Linked DNA regions of Homo sapiens: regions 2, 3 and 4 are each linked to region 1. The links are chromatin contacts, found by Hi-C or POLR2A ChIA-PET in ENCODE. All regions are on one chromosome and are shown on one strand. Each heading gives the region's core, a stretch centred on a gene start or an enhancer-like site at or near the end of the contact. The rest is flanking DNA. Distances are from core to core; before and after follow the strand shown.

Region 1 (3,607 bases), core at 371-2,870:
TGAGCCACCGCACCCGGCCTTTTTTTGGGGGGAGGGGGGACAGAGTTTTGCTCTTGCTGCCCAAGATGGAGTACAATGGCGCAATCTCAGCTCACTGCAACCTCTGCCTCCCAGGTTCAAGTGATTCTCCTGCCTCAGCCTCCCAAGTAGCTGGGATTACAGGTGCCCGCCACCACGCCCAGCTAATTTTTTGTATTTTTTAGTAGCAACGGGGTTTCACCGTGTTAGCCAGGATGGTCTTGATCTCCTGACCTTGTGATCCGTCCGCCTCAGCCTCCCGAAGTGCTGGGATTACAGGCGTGAGCTACTGTGCCCGGCTGGGGCTTTATCTGTGGAGAGCATTTGAGGCTAAATCAAAGGTGTGCTCTAGCATAGATATGCAGTTGCTTTGGCCGTGAACTAAGAGGTACTACCAGCTTAGGATGTCTTTCTTTCTTTCTCTTTTTTTTTTTTTTTTTTTTTTTTTTTTAGACAGAGTTTTGCTCTTGTTGCCCAGGCTGGACTGCAACCTCTGCCTCCCAGGTTCAAGTGATTCTCCTGCTTCAGCCTCCCAAGTAGCTGGGATTACAGGCGCCCACCACCACGCCCAGCTAATTTTATATTTTTAGTAGAGACAGGTTTTCACCATGTTGGCCAGGCTGTTCTGGAACTCCTGACCTCAGATGATCCACCCTCCTCGGCCTCCCAAAGTGCTAGGATTACAGGCATGAACCACCGCGCCCAGCCTAGGGCCTCTTTGAGAACCTGGTTTGAGAGGATTTTAGACCTGATGTAGCATGAGAATTAGAACTACAAACCTGCATGAGGGAAGGCTTGTAGTTGGCATCTCAGAGACAACTATGTTCTCTTCCAGCTAGTGCCAGTTTCCCCTAACACTGAATGCAATCTTTTGGGATTCCAGCTGTTTGCACAGAGACTTCCTAATCAGACCCCCAACTTAGGCACTCCCCACGCTAATCCCCTGTCACCTGGGCCCCACAAGTCCATCCTAATAGAAGCACAGCATCACTAAGATTTGGTTTGTATCCCTAGGGAGAAAAGTTGAATGCCCCCTTACCTTCCTGAAGTTCTGCTTTCACTTTGTGTTTGGCCTCTCAGAATGTTTTCCTTTCTTACCAACTCAGTGAAACAGTTAAGAACATAACATTTAAAAATAAGTTTTCTCCAACAGCTTGAGTCATCATCAGGTGGGTTTTTTAGTGTTCCTCAAGTGCTGGAAATGGAAGTCCAAAAGCCGGGCCCATGAAGTTACTGAAAGGCAATGGTGACAGCTAGAGGCAGGGAATACAGAGTACTCTTGTGTTATGTCAAGTAATTCAGCATCGGGCAGTAGAAAGCTAGAATGAATGTTTTGTTTGAGGTTTTCTTTGACGGGTGGTTTTATCAGGAAATGCATCAGCTGCTACTAACAGAGACCAAGACGGAAGTTACGTCTTTCCTAATGACAGAAGTCCAGAGAGGACAGTCAAGGGCTGGGATATAGTGGCTCCACAGCATCTTTGGGAATATTGTCCTTACTGCTTTGCCTCTATGTATAAATACCTCACGGCCCACGCAGGCTGCAGTCGCATGCACACTTCCGTCAGAAAGTAGAAGGAAGGGGGTTAAGCCCACAAAGGGCACATGACAGTTGTCTGTTCCTCCTAGTAGCAGCTTGCCCAGAACTGAACTCCCAGCCAACCACCCACAGCTCAAGAGAGGCCGGGGTTTACTCTTCCAGCGGGTCCCATTGCCACTGGAGTAGAGGGGGAGAATCCTGGATACTGGTGGGCAACCAGCACTCTCTGCCACAGGACCCTAACACTGTTACTACCTGAAGGCCCCATGTCCAGGGAGAAGCGGAAATCAAGACGGATGATTACTGAAGCAAAGAATGGGGTAGAGAATGTGGTCAAAAGCAGAGAGGGAGGGAGGGGACTTGGAAACAGGCACATCTTCACTTGAGACTGACAGCCACCTGTCTCTAAGGTTATATCTGTGAGTAATAGCTGGTTTCTGTAAGCAGGACAAAAGCACTTTCTTTTTTTTTTTTTGGAGACAAAATTTCACTCTTGTTGCCCAGGCTGGAGTGCAGTGGCGCAATCTTGGCTCGCTGCAATCTCCACCTCCCAGGTTCAAGCACTTCTCCTGCCTCAGCCTCCCAAGTAGCTGGAATTATAGGGCGCTACCATGCCCAGCTAATTTTTGTATTTAGTAGAGATGGGGTTTCACCATGTTGGTCAGGCTGGCCTGGAACTCCTGACCTCAGGTGATCCACCCACCTCGGCCTCCCAAGGTGCTGGGATTACAGGTGTGAGTCACTGTACCCGGCCCCTTTCATGGGAGCATGTTTCTCACGCAGGCGCTGCAGTCACAACACTTGTTGCCTGCCATACCTGAAAGGTAGTTGGTCAAGATTTGGGATTATAGGCTGGGCGCGGTGGCTCACACCTGTAGTCCCAGCACTTTGGGAGGCCGAGACTGGTGGATCACGAGGTCAGGAGATCAAGACCATCCTGGCTAACACGGTGAAACCCCATCTCTACTAAAAATACAACAACAACAAAAAAATTAGTGGGGCGTGGTGGAGGGCGCCTGTAGTCCCAGCTACTCGGAAGGCTGAGGCAGGAGAATGGTGTGAACCCAGGAGGCGGAGTTTGCAGTGAGCCAAGATCACGCCACTGCACTCCAGCCTGGGCAACAGAGCAAGACTCCGTCTCAAAAAAAAAAAAATATATATATATATATATATATATATTTGGGATTATATAAGAAGGTTGAGTTTAAAGCTGGAGGTAATAAATGCCAAAAAAAAAAAAAAAAAAACTTTTGGCCCTCCCTGATGACAGAGGGACACCCTTCTAAATTGCCCTTCCATCTCTCTCATAGATGCCTTTCATAGCCAGCAGAACTGTTTTTTTTTTTTGTTGTTTTTTTTTTTTTTGAGACAGAGTCTCACTCTGGCACCTAGGCTGGAGTGTGCAGTGGTGTGCTTGGCTCACTGCAACCTCCACCTCCCGGGTTTAAGTGATTCTCCTGCCTCAGCCTCCCAAGTAGCTGGGATTACAGGCGTTGTGCCACCATGCCCTGCTAATTTTTTGTATTTTTAGTAGAGTTGGGGTTTCACCATGTTGGCCAGGCTGGTCTCAAACTCCTATCCTCAGGTGATCTGCCCCTCTTGGCCCCCCAAAGTGCTGGGATTACAGGCATCAGCCACCTCGCCCAGCCCAGCGCAACTTTCTGAAGTCCTTCTGAACCACCAGGAAGCGGCTCAGCTGTAGGTCTCTGCAGAAGCAATGACTCAGGGCGTGAGAAGGTGAAGTTAGGTGTGCAATGAAGGAGGTGTATGTCATCTATCCACATCCTTTCTCTCCTCCACAAAAGAAGGAAGTATTTGATTATACAATCCTATCAATTTCACTATTCCCAATCATTTATTATCCCAATTTTCTGGAACCATTTCCCACCAATCACTTAAGAAAGGGCTACCCCAGCCGGGCACAGTGGCTCACAACTGTAATCCCAGCACTTTGGAAGGCTGAGGCGGGTGGATCGCTTGAGCCCAGGAGTTTGAGACCAGGCAGGCAACATGGTGAAACTCTGTCTCAACATAAAATACAAAAAAAAA
Region 2 (3,607 bases), core at 692-3,191, 340 kb before region 1:
GATTAAAATTTAAAACCTTCGTGTGTCAAAGAGTATCACTTGAAAAGTAAAAAGACAATCCACAGAATGGGGGAAGATATTTTCGAATTCTATACCAGATAAGGGTCTAGTATCTAGAATACATGGAGAACTCTTACCACTCCAGCATAAAAAGAAAAATCAATGATTTAAAAAGGGGCCATGGATTTGGACATCTCTCCAAAGAAGATACACAAATAGCCAATAAGTACATGAAAAGATCACGAAAAGGAAAACATGATCAGTTATTGGGAAATTCAAATCAAAGTCACATAAGATATCACTTCATACCCACTAGGGAGATTATATTAATAATAGTCATAATAAAAGAAGACAGTAATAAGTGTTGCCAAGGATGTGGAGAAATTGGAACCCTCATACATTGCTGCTGGGAATATAAATAGGTACAAGCCACCTTGGAAAACAGTTTGGCAGTTCCTCAGAAAGCTAAACACTACCATTTAATGCAGCAATTCCCCTCCTAGGAATACAAACAAAAGAAGTGAAAACATATATCAACTCAAAAATTTGTACATGAATGTTCACAGCAGCATCATTCATAATTTCCAAAAATTGTAAACAACCCAAATATCCATCAACTGATGAATGGTTAATCAAAATATGATATTAATATATCCATACAATGGAATATTGTTGGTCCATGAAACGGAATGAAGTACTCACACATGCTAAAACACAGATGCTACGTGAAAGAAGCCAGATACAAAAAGACCACATACCGTATGATTCTACTTGTATAAAATGCCTAGAATAGGGGAATTGATGGAGACAGAAAACAGATTCGTGGTTGCCAGGATCTGGAGGGAGGGGGAAGAATGGGAAATGATGGCTAATGGATACAGGGTTTCTTTTTTGGCATGATGAAATTAGAGAGTGGTGATGGTTACACCACCTTGTGAATATACTGAAGACCACTGCACTCTACACTTTAAAATGGTGAATTTTATGGTATAAACATTATATCTCAATAAAAACAGAATGAATGTGACATTAAGAAAATAAATTCTTTTCAATGTATTTTTTCATGATGTAGCGCAAAAGACCAAAGAGTTCGAGGGCAGTGGCAGAGAGGGATGAAAAGGCCCACATAGTCTGATCCCACAGGAAGTGAGTATTCAGCCACTGCATCTGTTCAGCATTGAATAAAAGACACTTGTTCCAGGGATTTTTGATCAAGATGTTGTCACTGTGAATGCCACGCTGCTTCGGCTGGGTGCTACCTGTGAGGTTGTTTTGGATTCTCTCGTCTGGCTTATAATGCAATTGGGAGGTGTGTGCCCTCTCCCCACCCAGCCAGAGACGGGCTGATAGAGGGTGGAGTGTCTTTACAATGGGAAGCCCTCGACCGGTAAGGCTGGGCCTGGCTGGGGAGACAAAACCAACCAGGCAGCCCAGATTGGTGAAGTCATCACCACATGGACGGGGCAGGGTGGAAAAAAAACAGAGAGAAGGGTGACCTTTACCATTGTGTTTCTGCAAAAATCCGATGACCTTTTCCAACACGGTGGTTTTGTCCATTTTCCGCGTGTTGCCAGGGAGCATGGAACTGAGCTCTTTGATGAGAACATTGAACTGGTCCCGACGCTTCTTCTCAGACTTGTTTCGAGAAGCTCTGTAAACACAAAACGAGCAGGTTACTGGAACATTCCACGTCACAAAGGCTTTGTGATGAAACAAAAGCACTTTCTATTAGAGCACATTCTATTGTGATCATCTATCTTATCAAAAAACTCTTTCAGGAAGGTCACGCTGGCCACATTTCCAAGGCAGGAGGATAGAAAATGTTTTGCTAGACTCTTGGCCACAAAGACAGACAGCATTAATAACCAGTAAGTTCTGACTCAGACGCAAAATCTGACAGATTAGCTCTGAGGCCGGATGCTGCTCATTCGGATCTCATAGAGCTTTCACTTTCAGAGAGCAAAGGACACACTGCTGACTGAGATGGCTGTGCTCGGAGAGCCCTTCCTAAGACTCAAACCAAGTCCCCTTCAATCCAGAACACCCAGCCTGGTTCCAGGGCCCACGGGGTGGCCAGGTATCCCGTGTGCCACCAGTGCATATGTCCTGGCCCCTGCTCCAAAGAGCTCATCGCCCTGTTGGGGGAGGCAAGACACACCCTGCCTACAACAGCCAGGGCTGTACAGACCCAGGGCAGAGGTATGACAGGTACTGCACCATGGCTGTCAAGCTGCTAAGAGCAGACGAACACTTTTTAAAATGACATGGAGGAAAGTTAAACACATATTACTAAGTTGGAGAAGCCAGTCTGAAAAAGCTACACACTGTATGATAGCAAGTATATGACATTCTGGAAAATGCAAAACTACAGAGACAGCACAAAGATCAGTGGTTGCTAGGGGTTAGGAGGGATGAACAGAGGATTTTTAGGGCAGTGAATCCACTCTGTATGACACCATACTGGTGGATGTGTGTCAACACATTTGTCTAGACTTGGAGAATGTACAACACAAGAGTGTGCCTTGATGTTAACTCTGAATGGTAACAATGTATCAGTGTAAGCTTATCAGCTATAACTAATGCACCACTCTGGTGGGGGATGCTGATAATGGGGGAGGCTGAGTGTGTCTAGGGAGGGCTCAGGGGGATATGGGAACGCTCTGTGTCTTTCACTCAGTTTGTCTGTGAGCCTAAAAATGCTCCAAAAAATAAAGTCTATTTTAAATAAGTGACACCCTGTGCTGCACACTTATAGGAGAGATCAAAGGGAAGCTGCTTGGTTAGAGAGGAGGGGCCTCCCCCAAGCCACCCAAGCACCTCTGAGGACCCTGAGATCCTCAGGAACTTGAGTAGGGAATCGTGGCTCTCAGGAATGCTCTAATTAACAACGAACAAGGAACACGTGATGCAAAAAGCCCTCCTGAAAAGTCCGGAAGCAGTGCTACTCGAGGGGCCTCCATCTTCAATGACACGCCACAGGCCCTTCATCAACAATCCACGTATTTGAAGGTGATCCAGGGCTGAGAAAGCTGGCTCACTCCTCCCCAGTTCACTGAAGACAGACTTGTTCCAGAAGTCAACTCTCTGAGAGAGAACAGGGGCCCCAGAGGCCAGGCCCATAAAACATTGCTGCTTTTCCAGGCACCTTGGGCCCGGGGTCATGGTTCTCAGGGGAGCAAATCCTTCACCAGGAGGCTCCTGGCCAATGTGTGGTCAGGACAGAGTGTGCTGCTGGATTCTGATTCACCTCCCTTGGAGCAGGTGTAAGTATCTATAGGTAACAGTATCAATAAACAGCCCTTGGACACAAAAGGACGTATTTCCAAAACCCTTTCCCTAGACATCACGAGGACCATAACCACTCAGTTTGCCCCTGCCTAATTGCACACAACCTGCCTTTATTTCAACACACATGTTCACAACCCATCTTTTACCGGTCCTATCTCAGTTTAGGCTGTTTCCTGATAACATTTGGGCAATTCTTCAAAGCTCAGCTAACGTGTGTGGTCACTACCCTTTACCTAGGGGTCTTTTCCTGCCTCTCCCCTCCTCCCTGTCTGTTCTTGGCCTTCTACAAAGGCCCTGTCCCTCGCCGAGCCACTCTCTT
Region 3 (3,607 bases), core at 306-2,805, 350 kb after region 1:
TGAAATCTGTCAGTAAAGACAAGTACTTCCTACAGAATGCACAACACCACTCTCCATGGATGGTTCTTGGAAGGTTTCCTGAGAAGTGAGGGAAATGTCACAGAAAAGCCATGGTGATTTTGAGCTGAAATCACTAACTCTGCCTTTGCCGTATTATAATGTGTAATAATTAGAAATCATTCTGAAGCCATCTAGAATCTTGCCCTAACAGTTCTCTCACACCTGAGAACTGTTGTCCATGGCATAGGTTTCTCTGAGAAGGGCTTTGAAAATGAGCTATTGCATTCGTTTGCTAAGGCTGCCTTTACAAAGTACCACAATCTGAGCAACATAAACTACAGAGAGGTGTTCTCTTGCAGCTCTGCAGGCTGGAAGCCCGAGACCAAGGCGTCAGCAGGTGTCCTTCTGAGGGCTGTGATGGAGAATCTGCTCCAGGCCCTTCTCTTTGGCTTGTAGGTAGCCGTCTTCATGTTCACACGGCATTCCCTCTGTATGTGGGTCTGTGTCCAAATTTCCCCTTTGTATAAAGTCATACGGATTAGGGGCCCATCCTAATCCAATGTGATCTCAACAGGCCTATTTCCAAATGTGGTCACATTCTGAGGTACAGGAGTTAGGACTTCAATCTGTGAATTTTGGGGGCCACACTTCAACTCATAACAGCTGTGGCAACAGCTGACTCTGATACATTGAGAGACTGTGGAAGGCCTCTCGTTCTCCCCTCGCTCCTCTCCTCCCTGCCCCTCTGGGCTCTTTCCCTATCCTTCACCCACCAATATCTGAAAACCCTTAGAGACTTGTCCCTTTGCATCTTAAAGTTGGCTTGGTCTCCTGGGATCTCACCCAGATTGCAGTTATGCCCAGGAGAGGCAGCAATAAGCCATTTCAGTGAGCTCCCGACTGTCGTGGCTTTTAACCTCCATGTGTTAAGGTGTGTCCACACCTTCACTGCCAGGTCCAGCTTTCTGGCTGGAAGGCCCGCAGCATACAAGAAAGCCATGGGGCACACTCAGTGGGATGGAGCAAGGGGTGGGAGATAGGTCTGGAAAGATCCAAAGGCAAAAATCAAAGGCAGCAATATCAGAGCAGGAGAAACTGAGCGGATCTGGGTTTGAGTCTTGGCTCTGTTACTTCTGGCTGGGTGACTTGGACAAGTCACCTGACCTCCCCGTCTGCTTGATGTGCTTATCGTCATACCTACCTGCAGGTAAGGCCACAAAATGCCCAGGAAATACGTTATGGTGGTTCTAATATCCTCGACGACTTCATCATTCTCCCTGGGCCTAGCACCGGCTGGCGGTAAAGGCGTAAGCTCTGCAATGCCTCGGAAGACTCAGCGGCTGTGAACTTGCCTTTGACACAAAAGCTGCTCTTACAGTGAGAACAGGGCCTGGAGCCCCCAGCTCCCCAGGCTCCCTGACCTGCGGTTGAGTTCTACATGCACAGCCAGGGCTGCACAGCTTCCTGAGCAGCGGGGAGGCTGTGGGCAGGAAGGGGAAATGAGAGTGGCCGAGGCTGTGCACACCTGGGCTGGATCAATGGCCACGTTGTAAAGCCGGCCCTCTGGGACGGCCTGCAATGCCCGGATCTATAGCTGTGTTAGTCATCGCCTCACCAGGCCTTCGTTTGTTTTTCAAAGTTTTGTTAGTGTGACTTGCACCTCCAGTAACTCATCTTTAACTGCCCTCCCTCCTATCTGACCCAGTTCGCACACCATTCATCTTTTCTTCTTCCTAATACATTTGATTTTCTTTACGCTCTCCATCTCAGTCTTGCTCTCTCTCTCTTTTTCTCTTTAATTTCTTCAGTCAACTAGAGATGGGGAAGCAGACCACCTGGGATGAAGGAGAGAAAGTGCTGAAGGGGAAAAGGCCACCTAGCTACATTAAGCTGGGAAAGTCTGTTTAGCTGACTTTGAAGTCCGCTAGCTCTCAGGCACTCGTCCTAGCAGACATGAGCAGCACCTTCCATTGCTAGGATTATCATTTACCTAAATTCCACTTACTTGCAGGCTGAGCCCATTTCAACTGGAGAAGTCCTTAAGAAGGTTGCCTTGCCCAACCACACGTTGCAGATGAGAAAACCAGGACTCTGGGAAGCTTACAAATTAGTTGTTCAAAGACACGTAACCAATTGCAACTCTTGATTCGAGGATCTAAATAAACTTTGCCACATAGACTTCCCCATACCTTCCTTTGTTTATTCATGTGGGAAATTTGTCTCTTAGAGCCTCTATGAAATATCACTTTGAATGCCCACATGTTTACAAATTTCATGAATAACCCCTCCAGATAGCCACTGAATGGAAATGTGTTTCAGCCTACACTAAGATGTGCCCTGCCTTTTTCTTCTGATGACATGGTGCAAAGTTATGTAAAATTCCAAACCTTACAAGAATGTAAGTAATCTCATTTCTAGGGACATGCTGCCAAAAATTGGTGCATAATTCTCCGTCTTCTTTTTTCACACTGATACTAACCCTCTTACTGTTGCTGTTGATTACTTTGGATGTGGACTCATACCACCAATGCAGTTCGGAGCTTGCGTTTTTCACTTTACATATCAGTAGGGACAGGAAGGTCTAACCCATTCTTAAGACGTGTGTGGTATTTCATCTTTCGGCTGTACCAGCATTTATTTAATCTTCTTCTTCAGAGTTCATTTGGGTTACTTTTACGTTTTTAATACTTTAAAGTCTTTAAACAAAGCCCCAAGGAACATTCTTGAGGCTTTAGAGGCTTAAATGTTAGAAGTAGAAATACAGAGTTAAAAGATTAGAACTTTAAACATTTCAGTAGATATTGCTAGGTTGCAAGCCAAGAAGGTGTACTGATTTACACTTGCACCAACAATGTACCTGGGTGCCAGTTACTTCCTATACCCTCACCAATGCTGAACTTCATCAGCCCATTTTTACGTTGGTCAATTTGATAAGTGGAACAATATGTCATTGCAGTTTAATGAGCACATCTTGATTAGCCCTTGTTTCCTCTTCCTGGCCAGTCACTGCTTCTTGACTTTTCTCACCCCTTAATGCATATATACATGGGAAGTATCCACACATTTTTAGTCGATGTTTTAGTTAGCAAAACATAGCCAGAAGGCAATAAGTGGCAAATTCACACCCTAAAGTTCAGAGCGGAGAGTAAGTGACTTTCAGACAAGCGGTACCATCACGCGCCTCCATTAGCCCAGCTACGTGTCTGTTACCATATTCAAAACTCATAACCAAGACATTTTCTGGCTGCCTTGACACAACAGGGATGATATTAGCTGGATGAGAGCGCTGAAGAACAATTCTGTTTCACAGACAGGTGTCTTCTCCAACCAATCAGGCAGCCACCTCTACAATCACTCCAAGGGTGATGCCTCACATAAGGTAAAACTTGCAGGACCAACAGTGAGAAATGAACCTCGCCCCTGCTGGCCTGCACCACCTCAGACTTTAATCATTTTCCACTCTGGCCTGTTGAGCTATTTCTTGTCTCAGCATGGGGCATATGCTGGCTGGTCTCCAATAGACCTCATGTATGGCAGGTGCCGATGGCCATGAGAAGGAAGTTGCTGGGTGGATAGGTTCTGACTCTACCCTGGATCTGATTGGCTC
Region 4 (3,607 bases), core at 622-3,121, 320 kb after region 1:
GGAGGGAAGAAGGAAGGGAAAGATGGAGGCAGGAGGGAGGGGAGGAAGGAAGGGCGGATTCTACTAGAGACCTTCTCTCATTCAGTGGTTCGATGCCACAGCCCACCATAAGGCTGTGCACGCCCAGTGTCTCGCTGGATGCTCATAGCTCAAGGGGCACTTGGGGGTGCTCCAGCCTGGGCACCAGAAGCTCTGCTGGGGCTGCATCTGATTCACATAACTGCAGCCACTGCCCTTAACTTTCCTCCATCGCCTTTGCTGAAGTCAGGATTCCAGCTGAGCCCCGTTCCTCCCTTGCCTCCCTCCCTGCCAAGATTTCTCATGCGGGCCTCTGAGGAGGTGGAGGCCTGCACCCCGCTATCAGGGAGCTCGCAAAAGTGAGTTTCCATCTGCCGAAGACCACCATGCACCCCTCGGTCCGAAAAATGCCACTGACTGACATGACTTTAGAATCTGGGAGTGCTGCACACTTGGTGGGGGAGGGGGAGGGAAGCCCCTTCTAGAAGGTCTGGGCTCTCCCTGGAGACTCTGATGAGGGTCTGAGGAAGTGGGATCCATCCTGTGCTGGCTGCTGTTTCCAAGACAGTCTCAGGAACAGCAGGATTGACTACTGTTTGGGTGCCAGCAAGAGCAAGGAGGGCTCAGCATTTGGGGATTCGTAGCAAAAGAGGGGTGCAGCAAAGCGGCTCTAGGGCACGATTGGTGAGGAAGCAGTGCTCACTCAAGGGAGATCATCCTGGCATTTTCCAGCTATAGGTTGACCCCGGGAGAAATGGCATTTTCGGCGGATGCTGCAGCTGGCTTTATCAGAGTGTGTCCTCCCAGCGGGATTAACAGCTAGGCTGCTTTCTTCTCTTTTCAGTCCAGGCTGATTTTGACTGTCACAGAGAAAAGTGTTCAAGAAGATGTTGAAGAAATATTCACCCTGACTGCAAATCCCCACACTGAGAAGTATTCCTTCTATTTACTTTGTACCTCCTATAATAACAAGGACAGCCTTCTTCACATGGTTGTCATGCAAATGCCTATAGAATAAATGAATGCATGCAAGAACGAATGAGTTATATGTTTTAAATAACGTTTTGGTTTTTTTAAAAATGTGCTAAATGTTTTAGGTATGTTAACTCCTTATGCCAACCTTATGAACATGTCATAGGACAATCTATTGTTATCCTCATTTTACAGATAAGGAAACGGAGGCTTTGAGGCATTAAGGCGCTTGCACAAGGTTGCAGCAAGTGTGGAATCGGGACCAGAAGACAGACAAGACAGGTTGGTCTGACTCCAGAACCTGCAGGCTGCGATGATACAGCTCAAGAGTGACACTGCTCCCTCAGAAGCCTGTGCCACCTCTTGTATTTCGGTTGTTTATTATTTTACTTTTTTATTATACTCCAGGTTCCTCAAAGGCAAAGGACCCTGTCCTAATTCATCCCCCCATTATCTTGCACAGAGCTCTGCTTGTAGTCTTTCATGGATACTTGATGATTCAATGAATAAAGAAGAAAGAGAGGGACAGAAGAGAAGGAGAGGATGGAAGGAAGGAAAGGAGGGAGGGGAAGGAAGGAGGGGGCTGTCATTTTGGTCAAATTTCCTTCATAAGGACAAGAGATGGGTAAGGCGAGCCCTTGTCTTTTGCGCCACCTGCTGGACATCCTCCAGTACTGCAGGGGACTGGAGAGCCCGGGTATGAGCTGCGAGCAGGATTTCCCTGCTTTCCAAAGATTTGGGATACATCAGCGACGTTGACAAGGCTTCGCTGAGAACCCAGGACGAATGGCTTCAAGACGACAAACCATAGGCCATATCATTGTGAAGCAGGACCACCCTAGATGTCTCTCCACTGTCACATGCCCTAGGCAGAGTTGGACGTCCCTCTGTCAAAGAGGCCAGTTGGAAGATCCTGTTGTCAACCAGCTCCATTTCCCCGCTGACCTACATAGCTACCCTTCTTCATCTCCGCTTGATCTTCAGGTGGCGCTGTGTCACACACTCTAGCTTTAAGTTTCTCTGTGCTCAGGCCTCTTTCTTGAGTGGCTATTACTTTAAAATATTTTATATTTAAAGATATTGGAGACCTTCACTTAAAGGAGCCCTGGAATGAGTCCTTTTATGAAGCCAAGGACCTTTTCACAAAGCCAAAGGATTTACCTTTATTGTACATTTAAAAGATTTTTTACAAAATCCTGGACACAGCTGTATAAATAGTAAAAGAGGATGAACTGATTATCTTTTACTGATCATGGTGAAACCAAAATCACCTAGTTTCACAGATATGTGGAAGGTTTCTCCTGGAGTCTGTAAGAGTGACAGCAGGTCAGAGAATGGATTAAGAGTCTGGGGAAATGAACTCTTGGGCAAACTTGCTTACTAGATACAAACCGAGTATAGTGCTCTGTCCTTCCCAACAATGGTGACAGCGGCCGCAGCTCCTTCCTCAAAAAGCCTGTTTTCATGCTGCTTCCTCCATTTACAGGGAAGTATCAGTGGTTACCACGCCAAGGGAGAGTGGCTTTGTAACATAGCTTTGGAAGCCTGAGTCCTGTGTCTCTGCCCCTTTGTTAGGTGCTGTAAGGTGAAGACTGTAGGATTTGAGTCATATCTAGTTTCAGATTTTGTCCCCAGCCCTCACTAGGTGTGGTTCAGTTAACCTAAGCTCACTAAACTTCACTTTCCTCACCTGTGAAATGGGATAACAAACTCATCTGCCAGGGTTATTCTGAGGATAGATAAATTCATGTAAACATAGTAAGCTCCAAAGAAATGGTAGCTGTTATTATCCCGAGTGGAGATGGGTGAGGCCTCTAGTAATCTATATCTTCATTCTCTCCTTCCTTCTAGGAATACGCTCAGCTTACAAACTACAGTTCCAATGGCCAATACGATAAAAGGAAGTTATTGGGTGAAACCTCAGGAAATGCTATTGAAGGGGAAGCTTATGCTTCTGACAGTCAGCCTCTGAGCTTTCCCTCTTCTTTCTTTTCCCTGCCTGGGACTCAGGAGTGAGAGGGGAGCTGAAGCAGATGTCGTGACCATGATGTAGGCTTGTGGAGAAATGCCATGTTTTAGGACTGGTGAAGCAGAAGACAGAGTTGGGGTCTCTCATGACATCGTGGGGCCTCCCTAGCAGCCCTGGACCACCTGCTTCTGAGAAATTTCAGATTACATAAGAGAAAGACACCCCTACCTAGCTGAAGCCCCTGTGACTCGGCATATGTTGGTAGCAGCCACATGCAGTTCCTCACCGGCTCACACATATTAGTGGGCGGCTTTAAGGAGAGACCTTGTCACACTCTGGCCCTCGCTGTCTTTATAAAATGTGGCCATGACTTTGATAACCCCATGGGCCCTCCCAGCTCTCACATGACAGCCCCCCATTTCCCCCTCCTGAGTCTGGGGGTGACTCAGTGCAGAGTTTCCTTGGTCTCATCTGTCTCTCTCTCTCCTTTCTCTGCGATGCAGCAGCCTGGTTGGGGCCTAGAAGGCTTCAGGCCAGCCATCCAGATCACCTGTTGCTGCCCCTCCAATGTGGCCCGAAGGGGTCGCTCTCAGCGCACCTTCAGAGCTGGAGGGTCCTTGTGGCCAGCAGGCTAGGTGGACATTGTCC

The links. Hi-C counts contacts between places; a loop is a spot of excess contacts on that map. ChIA-PET counts read pairs that join two places held with the same protein, here RNA polymerase II (POLR2A). Pooled maps may share reads with other maps.
Region 2: a pooled map shows a loop between it and region 1 (4-fold over the local background). The contact joins two enhancer-like sites. A Hi-C loop is called at or near these places in 2 of 50 pooled maps. POLR2A ChIA-PET finds 5 or more read pairs at or near these places in 3 of 52 experiments (A673, CD4-positive, alpha-beta memory T cell and GM10248).
Region 3: a loop to region 1 is called in a pooled map, with 3 times the contacts of the local background. The contact joins two enhancer-like sites. A Hi-C loop is called at or near these places in 1 of 168 maps with a recorded cell type or tissue (B cell), 1 of 37 single-sample maps with no recorded cell type and 4 of 50 pooled maps. POLR2A ChIA-PET finds 5 or more read pairs at or near these places in 2 of 52 experiments (B cell and WTC11).
Region 4: a pooled map shows a loop between it and region 1 (4-fold over the local background). The contact joins two enhancer-like sites. A Hi-C loop is called at or near these places in 3 of 168 maps with a recorded cell type or tissue (CD4-positive, alpha-beta memory T cell, GM13976 and naive thymus-derived CD4-positive, alpha-beta T cell), 6 of 37 single-sample maps with no recorded cell type and 5 of 50 pooled maps. POLR2A ChIA-PET finds 5 or more read pairs at or near these places in 1 of 52 experiments (A549).

The regions. Positions count from the first base shown.
Region 1 is chr2:100,578,869-100,582,475 of GRCh38, reverse strand. No RefSeq gene overlaps it. Among named protein-coding and RNA genes, the nearest start is that of PDCL3, 18 kb to the right of the region's middle. Within about 2 kb of position 1,620, at least 12 of the 41 ENCODE cell types and tissues checked have a DNase peak (open chromatin) inside an H3K27ac peak, as active enhancers do; they include B cell, where a contact is called at or near this core.
Region 2 is chr2:100,923,190-100,926,796 of GRCh38, reverse strand. It overlaps NPAS2 (neuronal PAS domain protein 2), which reads right to left. Exons shown (of 21, transcript NM_002518.4): 3 at 1,503-1,651. Among named protein-coding and RNA genes, the nearest start is that of NPAS2-AS1, 52 kb to the left of the region's middle. RefSeq lists an enhancer at 1,779-1,848. Within about 2 kb of position 1,941, at least 14 of the 41 ENCODE cell types and tissues checked have a DNase peak (open chromatin) inside an H3K27ac peak, as active enhancers do.
Region 3 is chr2:100,233,144-100,236,750 of GRCh38, reverse strand. The region is part of intron 1 of LINC01104 (long intergenic non-protein coding RNA 1104); the gene reads right to left. Among named protein-coding and RNA genes, the nearest start is that of LINC01104, 27 kb to the right of the region's middle. Within about 2 kb of position 1,555, at least 5 of the 41 ENCODE cell types and tissues checked have a DNase peak (open chromatin) inside an H3K27ac peak, as active enhancers do; they include B cell, where a contact is called at or near this core.
Region 4 is chr2:100,261,082-100,264,688 of GRCh38, reverse strand. No RefSeq gene overlaps it. Among named protein-coding and RNA genes, the nearest start is that of LINC01104, 55 kb to the right of the region's middle. Within about 2 kb of position 1,871, at least 2 of the 41 ENCODE cell types and tissues checked have a DNase peak (open chromatin) inside an H3K27ac peak, as active enhancers do.